2 separate regions of the Homo sapiens genome follow, and region 2 is linked to region 1. Evidence: chromatin contacts called from ENCODE Hi-C or POLR2A ChIA-PET data. All regions are on one chromosome and are shown on one strand. Each heading gives the region's core, a stretch centred on a gene start or an enhancer-like site at or near the end of the contact. The rest is flanking DNA. Distances are from core to core; before and after follow the strand shown. Region 1 overlaps ADGRA1 (adhesion G protein-coupled receptor A1). Region 2 holds the start of KNDC1 (kinase non-catalytic C-lobe domain containing 1).

The links. A loop is a pair of places that touch in the nucleus more often than their neighbours do. ChIA-PET counts read pairs that join two places held with the same protein, here RNA polymerase II (POLR2A).
Region 2: POLR2A ChIA-PET joins it to region 1 with 15 read pairs in Panc1. The contact joins the promoter of KNDC1 here to the enhancer-like site in region 1. A Hi-C loop is called at or near these places in 2 of 168 maps with a recorded cell type or tissue (ovary and transverse colon). POLR2A ChIA-PET finds 5 or more read pairs at or near these places in 3 of 52 experiments (Panc1, activated CD4-positive, alpha-beta T cell and common myeloid progenitor, CD34-positive).

What each region holds. Positions count from the first base shown.
Region 1 is chr10:133,108,855-133,111,554 of GRCh38, reverse strand. The region is part of intron 5 of ADGRA1 (adhesion G protein-coupled receptor A1); the gene reads right to left. Among named protein-coding and RNA genes, the nearest start is that of ADGRA1, 22 kb to the right of the region's middle. Within about 2 kb of position 1,279, at least 9 of the 41 ENCODE cell types and tissues checked have a DNase peak (open chromatin) inside an H3K27ac peak, as active enhancers do.
Region 2 is chr10:133,158,861-133,161,560 of GRCh38, reverse strand. It overlaps KNDC1 (kinase non-catalytic C-lobe domain containing 1), which reads right to left and starts at 1,342. Exons shown (of 30, transcript NM_152643.8): 1 at 992-1,342. The coding sequence starts at 1,093. RefSeq lists enhancers at 1-381, 382-971.

The DNA of each region.
Region 1 (2,700 bases), core at 30-2,529:
GTGGTGGGCAGGTTGTCTGGTGGGATTAGGAGGGAGGTGTCTGTGGTGGGCAGGTTGTCTGGTGGGATTAGGAGGGAGGTGTCCGTGGTGGGCAGGTTGTCTGGTGGGATTAGGAGGGAGGTGTCCGTGGTGGGCAGGTTGTCTGGTGGGATTAGGAGGGAGGTGTCCGTGGTGGGCAGGTTGTCTGGTGGGATTAGGAGGGAGGTGCCTGTGGTGGGCAGGTGGTCTGGTGGGATTAGGAGGGATGGTTCCCGGGGGGGCAGGTTGTCTGGTGGGATTAGGAGGGAGGTGCCTGTGGTGGGCAGGTTGTCTGGTGGGATTAGGAGGGAGGTGCCTGTGGTGGGCAGGTTGTCTGGAGGGATTAGGAGGGAGGTGCTCACGGCGGGCAGGTGGTCTGGTGGGATTAGGAGAGGAGGCACCCCTGGCGGGCAGGTGGCCAGCAGGATTAGGAGGGGAGCTGCCCATGGCAGGCAGGTGGCTTGGCAGGATTAGGAGGGCAGGTGTCCCTGGTGGGCAGGTGGCCCAGCCTACCCAGAACCTCCCCAGTTCAGCCACATTTCCACTTAACAGATTCAGAAACAACCCTTCAGTGGGCTGTGCTCACATTGGAGCAGGTGCTTGGGGACCTGGGATCACTGAATTATCCAGCAGCACCTGTGTCCAGGGCCCCATGCAGACATCACTCTGCGGCAAAGGGATTGGGCAGGAAACTAAAGACAAGGAAGGGGAAGAGGCTGAATAGAGGTCAAAACAGAATTCCGGAAAATAAATCTGGATTGTGAGATATGGGTATAGAGGAAGCAGGCTAATTGTTCAGACATGGGCATCAGACCACTGGCTTTTGTTTTGTGTACAAAGGGTCAGCTCAGGGTGCATAATATTTGCCCTTATTCTTTTTCTTCCAGTATTTCTTTATATTTCTTACCGACTCTCTCTCTCTCAGGCTTTCTTTCTTCTCACTCATATAGTTAGAAATGGCAGATCCAAGGAGCTTCTCTCTGAACATTCGACCCTGTGCAGCTCAGTGTTGCTCTGCAGAAGGGCCAGCTCTGGGGCGTGGCAGGTGCCTGGGTCAGTGGCTTTCAGCACATTCCCCACGCACTGCCTGATAAGGCTGCTCTGTGTGCAGGGACGCAGGATGTGGCACTACAGCAGCCTGGGCTGTTTGCATGAACCTTATGACTGACGGCAGCACCTGCCTTCCCGCCAGAGTGTGAGGCTCCGTAGCTGTGGCCAGCGGAGCTGGCAGAGCACACAGGAGTGACCTGTCCCAGCAAGAATGCGGAGCTTGAGCCTGAGCGGCCTCCTGGGCAGAAGTGCGGGGCACACTTTGCTGCATTTTGCTGCTGGAGGAAGGAGCAGGTTCCGTGTGGATCCTCCCCACCTGCCGTCTCCCAGGACAGGAGAACTTTGGAGACGGCACCTGGAGTCTTGGACCCTGCTGGATGTCTTTTCCCTCGTTGGCCCTGTGGTGTATCCTTCTGTGGAGACAAACCACACCCAGGAACGCCGCCGCTGCTGAGTCCTGAGTGTATCTTCCAGCCCCTCCCTGAGTGTATCTTTCTGTGGAGACAAACCACACCCAGGAATGCCACCACTGCTGAGTCCCGAGTCCTTCCAGCCCCGCCCTGAGTGTGCAGAGGCCGTGGGGCCTGACACTGCATGACGGGCAGTGTGCTGCTCACCCAAGCCTCAGAACAAAGTATGAAACTGATTGCTTTCCATCGACACATCCAGCCCAGCTGAGCCTGGAGGCCGATTTCACACATATTTACTACATCCCTGCCGTTTGTCTCTTTCTGGTTTCAACATTTAATCAGGAGGGGCTGGATGCCAAGCCTGGAGAATATGAACCAGGAGGGACCTTCCCGTCATTGTCATCGAGGGGAGGAGAGGTCAGGGGACAGTTGCTCTGCAATAGGAGGTGGGCACCGGGCAGAAGGTCGGGGTCTCACTTAAGAGGAAGCTGAGGTGCAGGGAGGAGGCTGGAATGGAGACGGGAGGTAACCATCCCACTGGAGGGACCGACCCTCAGTGCTCAAAGGGCAGGTGAGGCCAGGAAGGGGCAGACAGGAAGGCTCTGAGCCACAGCTGAGCAGCAATGGGGGGTCTGGGGAGTGGTCGTGGGGGCAAGCAGTCAGGCTTCCAGCTGGGGAGAAAAAGTATCCAGGTGGTGTGGAGGTGGCAGAGCAGGAGGCTGAGAAAGGGACCTGGAGGCCCGCTGGGGTCAGGGCAGTCCACAGAGCAGGAAAGATGAGGTCCAGGGAGCGGGGGCTGGGAGAGGAGGAGGGACAGGAAAGGTGGGGAAGACTCCTGGGCCTGGAGGTGTGGCCTGATCTGGGAAAGGGGGTAGAGAGTTTGGCAAAATGTCTAGCACCCAGACACGAATGCTGGGAGAGCAGTGCTGCTGCTGAGCTGCAAAGACATTGTGGGGGTGGAGCTGGTTCCATGGAGGATATGAGGGGCAGGGGTGGGGCCGGGGCCATGGAGGACATGAGGGGAGGGGTGGAGCTGGGGCCAAGTGGAGCTGGTTCCTTTGTGGGACTGATGGACGGGTGGAGCTGGGGCTAAGTGGAGCTGGGACCGTGGAGGACATGAGGGGACGGGTGGAGCTGGGGCCGAGTGGAGCTGGGACCATGGAGGACATGAGGGGAGGGGTGGAGCTGGGGCCAAGTGGAGCTGGGACCATGGAGGACATGA
Region 2 (2,700 bases), core at 93-2,592, 50 kb before region 1:
GAAGGACGGTGCTTCCACAGCAGAAACTCCCGGTCCCTTCAGAGCCCACTCCCCTGGGGCAGCAGGTGGGGACTGCGAGGGGGTCAGGCCCGCGGCTGCTGCAGCCGGGATTCCCTGCTCCAGGCTTACTTGGCCGGCTTTAAAGAGAGGGCGCCACAACATCCCACTAATGGCTGCAGGTGACGACGCTGTCACCCGGAGACGCAGGCGCCCAGCGTCTGGGCTCTTGCCTGTTGGAGGTTTGGCAGATCTCGGATCCCTGGAGGGTGAGGGTCCCTCTGGGAGCTGCTGTATCCCCTGGGGGCCACCTCTCATGCTTCCGGGCCTGGCTTGTCCACTCCATCCCAGCCAAGCCAGAGCTGAGCTACAGGGTCAGACCCAGCCAAGGTGGCGTCTGGGCAGCCGGTGCTGTAGGGTGGGCGGTCCATGAGCAGAAGCGCCAGGGTATGCAGATGGCAGGCAGAGCCCCTCTGCACCTTGCGGGGTAGGGGGGTCTTGGGTGAAGGCCCGGAAAACCAGAGAGCAGGAAGCAGCTCTCAGTCTCGGGGGGCAGTCATCCAGCGCTCCCCCCACCCCCCGCTCCTGAACCTCAGCTCCGGGGACCTCATCCCCCAGCTCCTGAGCGGCGCCTGATTGGACTCTGCTGCTCTGCACCCCGCTGGCCTCCTGGGGCCCGGCAGGGAGTAAGCAGACCCCCCTCCGTCCTCCTTGCTGCCCCCACACTGTCCCGCCAGGGTTTCCACCAGGAGCTACCGCGCACCAACTTCTGCAGGGGCTGCCCACCCGCCGCCGTCCCGTGCGCATTCGGGGGTGCTGTCCCCTCCGGGTGAAAATCCTAACGCGGGGGCTGAGAACGGCGGTGGGAACCCCTCGGCCATGGAGGGCGCCTGGGGAGGCGGGAGCTCACAGCCCCTCCCGGGTCCTCCCCCCGGGCGCTCTCCGCGGACCCCTCGGCGGCGGAAGGGGCCCCCCAGTGGGGCCGGGGGCTCACCTCGTCCTCGGGGAGGGTGGGCAGCGGCTCGAAGTCGTAGAAGTCCAGGTCTTTGCCGTCCTCCTCGTAAAGATCCGCCGCGGCCGGGTCCATGGCCTGCATCCTGCGGCCGCGCCGCGCACCGCCCCCGGGGCCTCCGGCTGGGCTGGGCTGGGCTCGGCTACGCGCGCCCTGGCTCCATGGAGACGCGCCCGGCCCTCGCCCGCCCCCGCCCGCCCGCCGCTGCCGCAGTGTCTCCAGGGGACGCGGTCAGGGATACGGGGCGGGCCCGGGGGGCGCGGGGGGCGCGGGGTGCGCGGGGGCTGCGCGGCGCTGTCCGGACCCGGCGCCTAGGGAACGTCGCTCCTTCCTGGGGGAGGCACCGGGGGCGGAGCCAGGCGTGTGGCCTCCGCGGGGAGCCACGGGGTCTGCGCCCCACCTGGGCCCCAAGGGTCGAGGGGCGGAGCCGGCGCCCAGGAAAGCTCGGACGGGCAGACCCCCTCGCCGGCTCCCGCCGCCCCCGTCCCACCCCCGCTGCTGCCGGGCGGGGCTGCCGCAGTCCCGGGGTGGCCTCTGCAGCGGCGTTGGGCAGGGCCGGGCGGGGCCCGGGGTGGGGGGCGGGGCCCGGGGTGGGGGGCGGGGCGGTCGCTGGGCCGGGGTCTCTCCTGAGCGAGGGTCTTTCGGAGGCCCGGGGATGTTGGGGGTGGGGCAATAACGCTGCCTCATCCCCACCTGGAGGCATCGGAGAGACCCACTGGGCACCCGACCCTCCCCGGTCCTGGGGGACCCTGGGGGGTCCTGGGGCTCTTGACCTCTTCCTGCCCCAAAGGCCCCCCGGGGCTTTCTTCAGCGCCAGGGTGACCCCGGCCCACGGTAGTGCCGCGGTCAGAAGAGCCAGGATAGCCCCAAGCTCGGCCAAGAGGCAGGGAGGGTGGAGGAGAATCTCACCTTCCCCGGCCACCCCCAGAACTCCCACAGGAGAGAGGGCGGCTTCAGGGCCCGGCTGTCAGCTCCCCGTCCGTGTGGCTGGCCAGGCACACAGTAGGTACTTAATCCATGCTCCTGGCTTGAAGGAGCAGCAGGGCTTTTGACCGCAGAGTGGGAGGGTGCAGTGTGTTCAGGGACGTGAATTCCCAGCACTCTGTCCCCTGGTCGGTCACCCGGGCTGTCACTCTGGCCTGGCAGGGAGTTCAGGGGCTCAGCTCCCCGGGAGCCAGGTGGGCACTGAAGCCGGAGGCTGGGAGTGGGGCAGGTGCTGGGCAGACTCCCTGCGTCCAGCCAGGCAGCCCCACCTTATTGAAAATGCCCACCCTGGGGCCCACCCTGGTCCACCGAGTCAGCAGTCAGGTGCAGCCTCCCCCATCCTTGGGTGTTTGGAAGCTTGGGCAGCAAGCCAAGGTGGAGTGGGCTGGAGCTGGAGAGGAGGAGTCTCACAGAGGGTGGCCTCAGCCAGCTGTCCCTGAGCTCTCTCTCTGTGGGCCCCACAGGGCCTGCAGCGCCCCAGTCCCTGTCTTGGAAGGAGGCGGAAGTGGCAGGCAGACTCTGCTCCAGGAGCCTGATCCCGCTGCACCCTGGTGCTCAGACCTGGACATTGGAGCTGAGCCCCTGGGCTCCTGGGCCCTCTGCTGCAGGGCTGGGGCCGCCTCCTTTGTCAGGTCTGGATGTGCCCCTGACGCCTCTCAGCTGCCACCCAGACTTGTGCCTCCGGGGGAACGCCGGGCTGACGTGAC